Regions from separate parts of the Homo sapiens genome. Here region 1 is linked to region 2. A link is a contact called in ENCODE Hi-C or POLR2A ChIA-PET data. All regions are on one chromosome and are shown on one strand. The core of a region is the stretch at or near the end of the contact, and the rest is flanking DNA. Distances in the headings are between cores, read along the strand shown. Region 1 has its middle 49 kb from the start of IRS2. Region 2 holds the start of MYO16-AS1 (MYO16 antisense RNA 1).

The links. A loop is a pair of places that touch in the nucleus more often than their neighbours do. ChIA-PET counts read pairs that join two places held with the same protein, here RNA polymerase II (POLR2A). Pooled maps may share reads with other maps.
Region 1: a pooled map shows a loop between it and region 2 (11-fold over the local background). The contact joins the enhancer-like site here to the promoter of MYO16-AS1 in region 2. A Hi-C loop is called at or near these places in 10 of 37 single-sample maps with no recorded cell type and 7 of 50 pooled maps. POLR2A ChIA-PET finds 5 or more read pairs at or near these places in 1 of 52 experiments (OCI-LY7).

Annotation. Positions count from the first base shown.
Region 1 is chr13:109,832,422-109,839,562 of GRCh38, forward strand. No RefSeq gene overlaps it. Among named protein-coding and RNA genes, the nearest start is that of IRS2, 49 kb to the left of the region's middle. Within about 2 kb of position 4,375, at least 3 of the 41 ENCODE cell types and tissues checked have a DNase peak (open chromatin) inside an H3K27ac peak, as active enhancers do.
Region 2 is chr13:109,164,770-109,171,817 of GRCh38, forward strand. It overlaps MYO16-AS1 (MYO16 antisense RNA 1), which reads right to left and starts at 2,534. Exons shown (of 3, transcript NR_047700.1): 1 at 2,250-2,534; 2 at 1,867-1,941. MYO16 (myosin XVI) reads left to right here. Exons shown (of 35, transcript NM_001198950.3): 33 at 132-290.

The DNA of each region.
Region 1 (7,141 bases), core at 3,125-5,624, 670 kb after region 2:
TCAGTGAAATGCAAATCAAAACCACAATGAGAACCCATCTCATGCCAGTCAGAATGGCGATTATTTAAAAGTCAGGAAACAATAGATGCTGGTGAGGCTGTGGAGAAATAGGAACACTTTTACACTGTTGGTGGGAATGTAAATTACTTCAACCATTGTGGAAGACAGTATGGTGATTCCTCAAGGATCTAGAATCAGAAATACCATTTGACCCAGCAATCCCATTACTAGGTACATACCCAAAGGATTTTAAATCATTCTACTATAAAGACACATGCACATGTATGTTTATTGCAACACTAGATAGCAAAGACATGGAACCAACACAAATGCCCATCAATGATAGACTGGATAAAGAAAATGTGGTACATATACACCATGGAATACTATGCAGACATTATAAGGAATGAGATCATGTCCTTTGCAGGGACATGGATGAAGCCAGAAGCCATCATCCTCAGCAAACTAACAGAGGAACGGAAAAACAAAACCACATGCTCTCACTCATAAGTGGGGGTTGAACAATAAGAATATGGACACAGAGAGGGGAACAACACAAACCAGGGACTGTTGGGGATTGTGGGGCGAGGGGAGGGAACTTAGACAATGGGTCAATAGGTGCAGAAAATCAGCATGGCACGCGTAAACCTATGTAACAAACCTGCACGTTCTGCACATGTATCCCAGTTATTTTTTTTAGAAGAAATAAAAAAAAAGGAAAATTTTAGTTGGGGTTTTCCAGTGTCCTCTGACGTCACTCATTTTACAAAGACTTTTAATAATAGTGGAAAAAGTACCTAGATCTCCTCCACCTCCCAAAACCAATGGAGGAAGATCCCGGGCTCTCCTGCCCTAGGGCCACTGCAAAGCCAGGGAGCACCCTCTGCTTAGCCTCTGCTATCACAACAGGGACGTGTCCGTGACACTGAAAAGTACCTAGAAAGCCATGTGTCCTAAAAGTTGAAAAACTTGGTGAATTTCTCCTCTAAAGTCATCAAAGTGTTTTAAAAAATCCATTTCAAGAGGTCTTTCATACATAGACTTGGACATAGATACTGACTGCAAAACAACAAAAGATGCATTACAAAATATGGCCATCCCGTTCATACAGTTGATATGCATGAACAGCCTGGACCTGGTGACCCAGAAGGAGAGAGACAGGGGAGGAAGGTATGGGGGTCCCTCTGGTGCACAGGCTCCAGTGCCCTTCCCAACTCTAGTTCTAGAGCCTGGTTGACTGCTCTTACCCTGCAACCCTGTGCTACAGAGGTGATGTACCCAGGATAAAGACAAGGAGAAGGACCAAATCCCAACAAAAAAAAGAGATTCCAGGGCTTTTTTTTTTTTTTAAAGAAAACCTTTTATTTTGACATGATTATAGATTAACAGGAAAATGCAAAACTAATATGGAGAGATCTCTAATCCACTTTGCGGCTTCCCTCTGTGGTTACGTGTTGTGGAACAACATTGCAATATTAAAACCAGGAAATTCATATTGCTACAATGTGTGTAGTCCCGTGCCATCCTACAAGATGTGTAGATTCCTGTGCAGAACTATGCCCTCAACAGAAAGGTCTCCTCCTGCTGCCCCTTCATAGTCACCCTGAGGCTATGATGGGAAAGAGCAGTGGAGGGCTGGTAAAGGATGAGGGCTCAGCAACTGCTCCTCTTAAGTGGTATAGTGACTTTCCATCATGCACAGCATCATCCTACTGAGGACAGCCCATGCTGCTAGGATTCAATGCATCCCTCGTAATTATTCCATAGTACTGGAAAAGGAAGAGCCTTCTCTGATTCACATAGACAGACGGTGTCACTCTGGGAGGAGCTCGTGGAAGCCCTGTCGGCACTGACCATAGTACCTTGACTAGGAGAAGTTTCTCAGGTATGACCAGGAAGAGGCGGGTGATGGTGATGATAGGCAAAGAGGCTGGTGAATGAGGCATTTTGTTATTTGGGGCTTCCAGTCCCGAAAGATGTGTGTACTACTATAAAAAACAAGAGCACATTATCTATAGTTATCAACATATGAACCAAGCCACCTGTTATCCAGAGTCATTAAATTAAGCCTTCCCTCTACGAGAACAACCTGTCTTGATCAATAAAAGTGAATGGTTTGACATATGGTGTTTGAATTCGACCATTCACTGGGAAGTTTTCTAAACTGCAATGTAGATTTTTCCATGTACCCCATACTTCACTGAACAGTTGTTGTGAACATACTGAGTGCTAGAAAGAACCCCATTCCAATGTGCTCTGAAAAGAGATTGGGTTGTAGCTGCACTTTTGTTTTCAGTGAGCTCAATTACTGAACAGCAAATTCACATTCTTGCAAACTCTTTGCTCTTTAGTCTTGCCGTTTTGAATTAGAAATGTCTTAGAACCATGTAGAATAATCTATGCTGGGATATTCCCAGTATGAGCAGCTCTTCCTTTATCTTCACTATTCCTTTTGTGGTATTAGAAGCCTGCCTAAGATTTTGCTTGAGAACAGAATCTGCTAAGAAATAATTTTAAAAACAATGGACCAGATGATCTCTTTATGATTATGCGATGTGAATTACTTTGTCCTAACATAGGGTTCACAGCCCTACTCTCGACATTTCCGAGGATTTTAAATATCTTCCCAGTAGATATTTCAGCCACTCATCATTCTCTATTTCTCTTGTGTGTTTTTCTTGATTTCTAGTGGCAGCAGGATTTCAGCCAATGACCCCGGCCGGGTCCCACTCCCTACACTGATGATGGACTTCACTGTGAACAGCATACTTGTAGGGGTGGGGGATGGTGGTGTAACGAGTAATTCCCTCTCATAAGGAGGCCAGAGACCCACTGACAAACATGAAGCTCTGGTTCAGATCCATTGAGACAAAAAAAATAAAAATAAAAATAACCCGGACCGCTTGAGTGAATAGTCAGGAACTATACAAGATTTGTGTTTTTGAAAAATTCTCCACGTCAGTGTACAGTGGAATGAGGAAATGCCATTGTGGGGGGAGGGTAAGGAGACATAGATGCCTTTCTGTAAAATTAATTAACAAATTAGTGGTTGACGTAACATTCTCTCCGTTGATTCTCTTGTCTCCGGGACGAAGCGCACACTCTGCCGCTGACTGCGCCTTTTGACTCATCAGTATCACTCACATCATCTGTTGCCTCCTGTCTAGCTTTTTTTTTAGTCTCAGATGAAACAACTTGTGCCTCTTCTTTCAGCTTGGTTTCCTTGTTTGTTGATGCAATGGGAACCAACCATCTGCCTAATCATTTAAAGAAAATTTTTTAATCAGGCTTTTTGGGTGATTTAATCCAAAACTCACACTTTTCCCCCATTTTCAAAAAAAATGAATCTTACTCGTGAGGACAAAACATCAAACCACAGTTCGCTCCAAATTGTTCTCGATGTTATATTTTTAACAGAATCCCAGGCATACATAATATTAAAAATTACATCCCTGATGCTATTGTGAGATTAAAAGTCTGGCATGGTGCCTGGATAATGGATCATATGATTATATTGCTTACAAAACCTCTTCTGCAATATTTCAGTTTCTAAGTAACACCCTCAACCATGGACTAAATCAATGGGGAAATACTAACAGCCAGAAAAGAAATAATGGAACCCACCCTAAGAAAGCATCAACAGGATAGCTTTATTTTTATTGCGTGAGCTTTTGATTCTGTGGCGCAACCACCAATTAGAAAAACAAATTGTCTGTGCTTTCACTTGTCCTCAGTAAGCGGCAGGTGAAGGGGCCATCTTTGCAAGCACTAAAATGATTCTTTCAAACACCTGAGGTTTCATTTTTTGGCTTCCTGCATTTTTTTAAAGACTAATCAACATCTGTAAGAATAGAGTTTTGCCAACTTGCCCATTTCGTTTGCATTGCAAGACTTCAGAACTTTCATCAAAATTCTTTCCATCCACTTTCTAATGACAAAACTGTTCTATGCATCAAGGGCCTTGCATTCTGATCCACTTTGAGGCTGTTAAAGGATAAACAAATTTATTGTTTTCCTTCCCCACATTATAAAGAGCAGTTTTGACATTATATGCTATTATTTCTGATTTATAAATGATAAAATTATTCACAGTTGCATGACATCCAATCAGGGAAGAATAATGATCACATTTGGAGAAAAAAAGCTTAAATTGTAATTGGGTAAAGAGTGACCTTGGGCTCCTCGTGCCCTCTACCTAGTAATTGGAGCCCTGCTTGCTGTGTCTGATGCATTCTCCGTTCAGCCTCATGGCTTCCTGGTCAAAGGGCCCCTCGGCTTCCTCAGGATGGTCATGAGGGCTGCCTCACCCACACACCCAGGGCTTTCCGGCTGATAACCTCGGTCTATCAGTTAGGCTTGTTCAGCTTGCATGTGTCCTCTGTGCAGAACCAATGCAGAGCGAGCACTTGGACCTGTGGCAGGTGAAGCTAGGCATTTATTAACTCAGGCTTCCTGTAAACACAGGGCACAGGAGCCGTCACAATGAGAACATGAAAATGAGAGTTATATGGGAATGAGTGCCTCAAGAGCCATCCCGTGACTGGTGCTTTAAAAAAGAGAGAAAGTTGTGAGCAGCGAAACCCAGGAGAGAGAAGCAGCATGGGGGCTCACACCAGGTCGTAGCCCTGCACACCTGCTGCCACTCTCACAGCAGTGCTGGCCTCCTCATCCAGCATCTCTCCTCCACCTGCTCCTCCACTCCAGCCTGGAGGTCTCTGCTCTGGTCCTGCTTGCCCATGAGAGGGAAACTCACACTGTGGCCCTTTTGCTACTTAGAAGTGCAGCCATTTGTTGGATGGTAACCCTGTACTCAGTGCTGGGATGACATGTCACTTACTTTGTCCAATACAAGTCTCAGTACCATCTCATGAGGAAAGAACATGATTAATCCACCTTCACAGAAGTGGATAAGGAGGCTCAGGGGTCCTGCAGCATTTTCGTGGTCACATGGCTGCTAAGCAGCAGAACCAGGAATACCAAGTCTGTCTGATACCAGAGCTGGATTCCAACCGATTCCCTAGACATCCTCCCCCCAGGCCAAATCCATTGAACATCAGCTGCACTCAGAGACGGCACCAACCAAGCACTTCCTGTGTATCTTTGAACTTAAATGAAATCTAAGTACTCTGCAGCCTTGTTCTGTCTCAAAAGCCCAATAATCTCCATTTCTCCACAATTCTCAGCAATTAGCTAACATAATTCTTATGCCTTTATGAACATATATTCATATAAAATTATGGACTGAATTTCCCATATCTACCATAGGACAAAAATAACCCCATGAAATTCTGGCATTTTTTGCTTTCAGGCCTATTATTCTTTCTAGACATTAATAATGATTATAAGCAGAAGAAGTTTAGTCCAAAGAAATGAGCAATGGGTACAAAATAAATAGAAAGAATGAATAAGACCTACCATTTGATAGCACAATGGGGTGACTATAGTCAATAATAATTTAATTGTATATGTTAAAATAAAAAATGCAATGGAATTGTTTGTAACTCAAAGGATAAATACTTGAGGGGATGGATACCCCATTCTCCGTGATGTGCTTATTTTACAGTGCATGCCTGTATTAAAACATCCCATGTACCCTAGACATACATACACATATTATGTACCCATAAAAATTTTAAAAAATAATAAAAAAATTTTTTAAAACCCTGAAAAACAAATGCATGAGCAACTCGAACAACAAAAGTAGAAACAGACCTTAACTGGCTCATTGTTTTGAAGTGCTGCGTTGGTTAATTTGTTTGGTTTGTAGGGAGCTCAGAAACTCGTGCCCTTACAATGTACTGAAAGTAGCGGTCATTACAGGCTTGTAAAATTAATACATTTCTTTCAAACATAGTTTAGTATCAAAGTGAAAGTGGAAGTGATCCCATTTGCCATTTTGAAGGCTTGTTTCATAGGTGTTGAGGAAACCAGCATTCCAACAAGATGAAAAATTAATTTGTGGATCGCAAATTGTATATATGTGTGGAATTTAGAAGGGGGCTAGATACAGTGTATACATATAAATGTGTGATTAAACTTACTCAGAAACTTACTGTCCAACACTAGAGGCAGTGCTCCCATTTCACCAACATTTTGGTGCCTAGTAGGAGAAAGCACAGTCCCATGGAGAAGCCATTCTAATTGTGGCCTTCCTGGAATCCTCCATCATCAGAACACACATGCCGTCTTTGCCTTGGTGTGCTTTGCTGTGTGAAGTCAACATCAGAAAGAATGTAGCCTCACTTTGTAGACGGACTTCGTAGTTCAGAGGCCTTACCTGATGTACTCAAGGCACAGCCAGCTCCACGCACTGAGGAAGAAGCCTGAAGTGGTGAGGAGGCGTGGAATCCAGGTGGAGGCTGGGGACACAGGTGTGAGTTGAAGCTGAACCACTTTCTGTCTGAGTTACTACTGCCCTGGGCCTCAGTCTCCTCATCTATATGACCAAGATGCTATTTGTTTTCCGGCATCAAAAGAACGCTTTATGTATTATAAAATGCCTGGTTTTAGAGCAGTTACTCAGGACTGCTATTTCTCTTTTTCTAGAAGCACTGTAGGCTGGCAGGTGCAACAGGACTGCCCATCTGACTTCAGTCTGGAGTCATCCTGTTGTGCCAATCAGCTGGGTCGTCCTCTGGGGTTATCTCTTCTTGGGATAGAACCCCTTGGACCCCCAGGTGCTGTTCCATCCCTTAGAAGGCAGCTGCACGCAGCCACGTGGGAGGTGGCCCTGCCTGGCAAGACTCCACCATTATTCCTTGAAGGCTGATCTCCTCCGTTTACCTGAATGTGGAGTTGTACAAATGACACCCCTTTCTGCCCCCTGGGTGAAACATGTGTATGGGCTCCCCTGCTCTTCAAGGACTTACCCAGTTACAGAACACGGTGGCCTTCCCCAGATCCAGGTCACAACCTTCTAACACTAGTGACATCCCACCTGCCATGCACCTGCAGTGGTGGGGAGATTTCTCACACCTTGAAGGGGAGCAAGAGTCTCCTGGTCTTTCTGTGAATTAAGGGCCCCCACTGCCCCGACTCTCTGGATATTCAAGGAGAGGTGGGAAGTTTTAAGTCTATGGCTTAAGCTTTCCAAATGCCAAGGATTTTTAAAAGTGCTTTTGCCCCACCTGATGTAAAGAAA
Region 2 (7,048 bases), core at 1,284-3,783:
TTAAAGATTATTATTATTTTAAATGTCATGAATGTTTGATTTGATGTTTTATTATTTTCTCCAAATGTTTTATTCAGTATATTCAGTACATGTTATCAGAAAATAATTATGTTTTCTAAAATTTATTTTAGGTTTTGAAACTAACATGAACATAAGTAGCCGAGATGACCCTAGTACGTCAGAAATTACTTCCGAGACTCAAGACAGAAATGCAAATAACCATGGAATTCAGTTATCTAATTCACTATCTAGTGCTATAACTGCTGAAAATGGAAATTCCATCTCAAATGGTAAGCACTTTTTAAACTCAGAAGTAAATGTACAAAAGTTTTAGGCTGTATCAACTTTCTGGGAGGAATGGATTTAAAATATGAAAATGAAGTAGGGTTAAGAACTGGAAAATAGAATATAAACCATGAAACTCCCCTGCAAGTATTATTGTCAGCATATGATTGCTTCAGTTAAAGAATTGGAATTCTATTCACTCCTTGTTGACTTTTCCGAAATTTTATGGAGTGTTAATCTAAAAGAACTGGTCCAAAATTAGTCTTATACTGAGCAGAAGAAGGCAATAGATTCTCTACCAATATTTTTAATTAAAAAATTATTCTGGAAACTAAGAAATGTGAAGGAAAATAATATTAAAGAAATGATAAGTGCCAGACTGGCTTCAGGTATTTTAAGTACATCAATGAGTGCCACATTTAGAAAGTGGCTTGATTGCAGGTACAAAAGCTGAGGATCACGCAAGTATTTTCTCTCACAAATAAAAGAAGACAAAGGCGTCTGGGAATAACTGATGGGAAGACTCAGACCAACTATTCCTGAGGGCCTCCCGCAGGGCTGGGAAAAGCATGTTTGTTTAGTCTAATTAGAGGCGTGGGAGAACCATCATGATGCTGAAATGCTGGGAAGCAGTTGAAGACCTGGGAGTGGGGTGCAAGGTGAGCCGAAGCAAGGAAGCCCACACTTGAAGCTTGGCTCATGGGGACATAAGGGTACCCACATTGTTCAGAGAAGGCAGCTAAGAAGTCAAGTTGTGCTTCTGACTGCCTTCTCAAATTACAGGGCAAGAAACTGAGTCGTGGCCCCACCAAGGCCTTGGGGTGGGGCCTTCAAGTGTTCTTCCCAAGAGTCAGAGTGAACCAGAACCAAGAACCATGTTGAGTTGCCCAGATGTAACCAGGCCTACAGGTACCTGGGAGAAACACGTGTACATTTTCCCCAAAGGGCAGTAATAGCATCCTAGGCTTCAAAACATTCATAGAAACCATTTTTCAAATGCAAAGTCCAACACAGTTAGAAATAACCAGGCATAGGAGCACACAAAATAAGATAAAAAATTAAAAGCAGAGACGGCAGCCAATTGCAATATGTCCACAGGGATTCAAAAGGTTGGAATTCAAAGACACATGCCTTAAAATAAGTATGTTTACTCAGCCCCCCACGAAATAAAACAACGAGAATTTCAGCAGAAATAGGAAACTATAAGGAAATCGTCAAATGGAAATTCTGAAATTGGAAAATGCAGTAATAAAATTGAGTACAACAGAGGATAAAGTTAAATTTAATTAGATATAGTTGTTTAAAAACAAAACAAATAAAAAATAACTGGAGAAGTGGAAGATAACTCAGAAAATCCCCAGAATGAAACAGATTGAAGCAAAAGGGAAGAATGGAAACTCCAGACAATGGTTTAGAGATATAAAGGGCAATGAGGAGGATGATTGAAGTCTTAGGGAAAGAAGAGGGAGCGCATGAGCAGAAGAAAGACTTGGTGAGAAATGTTAGAGCATCTCCCAATGCTGACGAAAGAGCACCAGGAAACAGATTTAAGTTGGCAGATTTTTATAACATTCAACATACATTCTTCACGGGATCCAGCAATCTGACTCCTCAGTATCTTCCCAAGAGAAATGACAGCAGTGTCCACACAAACACCTGTATGCAAATGCATATGGTGACATTATTCATAATCACATAAAACTGGAAATAAATTCAGTGTCTTTCAACTGATGACTGGCTTGTATTAGTGATCCATCACTGTGCAAAATATTACTCCCAAAACTTGGAGGCTTATATAAGAAATGGTTATTATTTCATAGTTTCTGTGGGCCAGGAAGCTGTGTGTGGCTTAGCAGGGTGCCTTTGGTTTAAGGTCCCCCATGAGACAGCAATCAAGCTGTCAGCCAAGACCACAGTCATCTTGAGACTTGAGTGAAGGCTGATCCATTTTCAAGGTCACTCACGTGGCTATTGGCAGGCCACAGAAGGTTCACATCCAAGTCAACTCACATGGGCAGCCTCCCAGCACAGCAGCTCTCCCCACATCCCTGAGCAAGCAATCCAAGAGAGAGCACCCCAGATGGAGGCTGCAGTCTTCACATAACCCAGTCTTGAAAATGACACCCCAGCACTCTGTCACGTTTGATTGAGTCACTAAATCCAGGCCACACTCAATGGGTGGGGAGTCCGTGAGTGCCTGGAGGTGGGCTCACCAGCATCTCACAGGCTGAACTAGCACATGGATGAAGCCTGCAATAAATAAGAGTGATCAACTATAATGAGCATCATAAAAAAAAGGGATGGCTAAAGCATTGTGTTGAGGTTAAAAAAAAAAAATCAAAAGACTAAGTGTGATCCTGCTTATGTAACATTTGGGGAAAAGCAAAGCTGGAGACAGAAAACAGCTGAGTGGTTGCTGGAGGCTGGGCGTAATGGCAGGAGATGAAGTTCAGAAGGACATGTGGTGTTATAGACAACCTGGAGTGCTCATGTCTGCAGATGCACAGATGTGTATGTCTAAAAAAGGTGAATCTCACTGTCTCTAAATTACACCATAATCAATCCAACGTTTGTAAAAATGAAACAGAAACCTTTGCAAAGCCTAAGTAGGATACATAAAACTTTCCTAGGTGTATCATAGTAAAACACCTATAAAATAAAGACCGAGAATTAATTTTAAAAGCAGTTAGAGGTAAAAATATGTACTATCTTCGAAAAGTAGCAACTGAAGTCCAAAGACAATGAAATAACATAGTTAACATGCTCAAATAAAATAACTGCCCCCCAAAAATTCCTGTAATAATGAAAGGGAGTTAAGGATATTTTTAGGAAAAAAAATAAAAATGAAAGGAATTAAACACTGACAGACTCAGAATGCTTAGAGATAAAGGAAAGAATAAAGAATAACTAAAAAGGCAGTAAAATTTGGAGGGGTAAAATAATATTTAATATTATACACTGATAAACCTACCTTGCCAGTTGTAACCTCAAAGGTAACCCCTGAAAGAATATTAGTGGGGTAGATAATATCCAAACTAGTAAAGAGAGAAAAATAAAATCATAAAAAGTCAACTCAAAAGATGCAAAAAGGGGATAAAATAGGAAAAATAGGGCAAGGAGAAAGTTCTGAGACAGTAGATATGAAAACACATGTGAAAATAAACTTTATTTAATTATAATAAACTTTAAAAGGCTTATTTAATGTAAACTTATATGAAAAATGATTAGCAGAATATTTTAAAAACTAAGTTTTCTGAAAACAGTAAAACATAAGGATTCTGAAAGAGTAAATGTAAAGGGATAGAAAAGAAAAAGATACAATGTGCAAATATTAAAAAGCAGCAAAAACAGTGCTCATATATTTGAACGTCAAAAATTACATCTCTAGGCCAGGCGCGGTGGCTCACGCCTGCAATCCCAGCACTTTGGGAGGCCGAGGCAGGCAGATCACCTGAGGTCAGGAGTTCGAGACCAGCCTGGCCAACATGGTGAAACCCCCATCTCTACTAAAAATACAAAAATCAGCTGGGCTTGGTGGTATATGCCTTTAATCCCGGCGACTCGGAAAGCTGAGGTAGGAGAATTGCTTGAACCCAGGAGGCGGAGTTTGCAGTGAGCCCTGATCGCGCCACTGCACTCCAGCCTGGGTGACAGAGCCAGACTTTGTCTAAAAAAATAAGATAAAATAAAATCTCTAAGTAATCAATGTATTCAAGAAGAAATCACAAAATAAATTAAAAAGCAAAATATTTTAACTAATGACAATGCAAATATGACAACAGAACTTTTAGGACATGTCTAATGTCTTTTGTGTATGAGTGGAAGGGGCTCGGGTACAGTGTCGGTATGGTCAATATGTGGCTGTATGGCATCGTGGCCATGGCTGGGCTTTTAGTGTCCACATCAACTGAATAGTATATATTGTCCTGATTAAGTCGTTTCATATGCTTCATTCCATCCCATCCTCCCACCTTGCCACCCTTCTGAGTCTCCAGTGTCTATTATTCCACACTCTGTGCCCAAGTGTACACGTTATTTAGCTCCCACTTATAAGTGAGAACATGTAGCATTTTTCTTTCTGTGTCTTAGTTATTTCACCTAAGATAATGGCCTCCAGTTCCATCCATGTTACTGCAAAAGATCTCTTAAGAAATGGAAATGTATGGCTTCAAACCTTTGCATCACAAGAGAACAAATACGATGAGTGTTAAAAGGGTCTAGAAATTAGAAACAGAACAAAAACTAAATACTATGAAAATGGAAGGAAAGATATGATAGTGATAATAAGAACATAAGTTATTGAAATATAAAACAAATAAAATAATGTGAAGGGATAGAAAGGAAGGAAAGAGAAAGTTGTTTATCTTTTAAAAAATTATCTTTGAAAACAATAAGATTGAAAATTTTCTTGCAAGGGGATAGAGAAATAGAGAAAATTGGCACAAATAACAGATTTTAGATTGAAAAGGGGACATCAATACAGATCTGGCTGAAATTAAAAATAGTAAGAGAATATTACAAACAGTTTTACACCAAGATAAATTTACAAATTTACATAAACAAATACATTCTTAAAAAAAAAAGAACTAACGAAAATGGACAAAAGAAGTAGGAAAGCTAAATAACACCGTAAATGTTAAATTAATGGAATTTGTAATTGAATGCCTTCCTACAAGGAAAATTCCAGAATCAGATGGTTTCTCCACTAAATGTTTCCAAAATTCTAAGGATTAAATAACTCCAATGTCACGTACACGCTTTCAGAGAATAGGAAGGAAGGAGAAAGAAAATAATATTACTCCAGCTTGCATAATTAGCCACTTAATTTATGACAAAATTGGCATGTGAGAGCACTGGGGAAGAATAATTGATTGCTATCCATGTGGAGCAAACAGTGAAACTCGACTCTGCCTAATGCTATACACACAACAATTCCTGATAGATTATAGATCTGTATGTCAAATGTCAAATCATAAAATGGATAGAAGAAACAATAGGAGAGTATCTTTCTTACTTCATAAAAGGAAAGAAGGGCTTGTTAAGCAAGACACAAAAGTTTTAACCATAAAGAAAAAAGAAAAAAAAAAACATAAATAGGGAGAAAATATTTTTAACACATTTACCCAACAAAGGCTAATATTCAACGTTTATTTAAATTAAAAACAAAAGACAGCTGAAAAGAAAATTGGACAGAATATGTGAATACCACTTAGAAAAACAATTTTAATGGAGTCCAACCTCATTAGTAACTAGAGAAATGTAACTGAAGACTCCAGGGCAATACTACTACACACACTCTAGAATTACAGACCCGCCTGAAAAGGAAGAGGTGCTCGGAGAACGGACTGCCACAAAGTGAGGATGGCAATTTCATTTGGAGGGGAAGGCCAGTAGCGATTTGGAGAGATGACTACAGGAGCTTCCGCAGAGCTGCCAGTGTTCTATTTCTTTATTTTATTTGTGTGGTTGTTACAATTCTGCAATTTAAAAAAAAAAGGAGGAAGAAAGAGATGGAGAAAGGGAACTTCTCTTCACCAAAATATTTAAGTTTTCTGTGTTTTGAGGCAAAAGGCAAAAACTACAGCTTCGGAAATGATCCTAAAAAACTTAATAATAATAATAATAAAAACGGCAAGTCATACTCTAAATATCAAAACATAACCAAAAACCAAGGAAACAAGCAGAAACCCTCTAGACCAAAATGGAGATGTTTGTGAAATAGGATCCATGAAATTAATAATATAAATTCTTTAGGAGTATCAGGGTTCTAAACTTCAGCATGTAACACATAGTGTGTACGGCCAAAGCCTGCAACACAGATTTCTGTGTTCTCCCTTAACACACTTACAATTTTTAAAATAAAGTTGGTTCTATGCTGTCATTAAGTAAAAACCACTTGAAAATCTCAAGAGTTATGCGTGCAAAAGGAAAATTATTTCAATTGGAAATTCAATCTTTCAAAGCAACTTGACACATTTATGCTGATCTACTCTTGTGAGCGCCATGAATTTCTGGGGGCCTGGAACTTTCCCCATGATTTTTAAAACATCCAGCACAATACCCTTTATACTTAGGCCCTGAGTAAGCATTTGCTGATTGAAACAATGTTGTTTGTTACGGAGGAACCAGTAAATCCCATACAGAGGGCAGAGTCAGAAAAACTGCCTCGTCAGTATTATAGAAATTGAACAAACATTACACATGTGCAGAATGTGATGTATACATGAGCATGATAACTCTTAAAGCAATTATTAGTACAGGTTCATAACTTACAAAGTGCAGCCAATGCACTTTCTAAATAAGGGCACAAGATGAAAATAAATGTTTAAAATAACTTAAAGTTCTAATTGAATCAGAAACAGTGTTATTTTCTAGGAAACATTTCTCTTTTGAATGCCAGTATCTGCATGCTACCTCTGCTTCCCAGAAATAATTATCTGTTTGTTCATTTGTTGAAATATAGTTATGTGTGCGTAATTATAGCTATCACTTACTTTAATTGCCATCCTTTTACTGATGCGAGCGCAGACTTGGATCTTTTTTTTGTATATTTAATTATTCCCTGGACTTGTGGTTATTTATCATTAGATTAGAGAGCAGTTTTTAGTGTTAGAACATTTTAGCTTTATCAAACAAAATATTGTGAACATAAAGATGTTTATTTTGTGGGGACACACAGATATAAAAAATTCCAACTAGGGCATTTTATGTTCAGTATTATTTTCTTTCTTGCTATTCAGTGAATACACATAATATGGCTGGG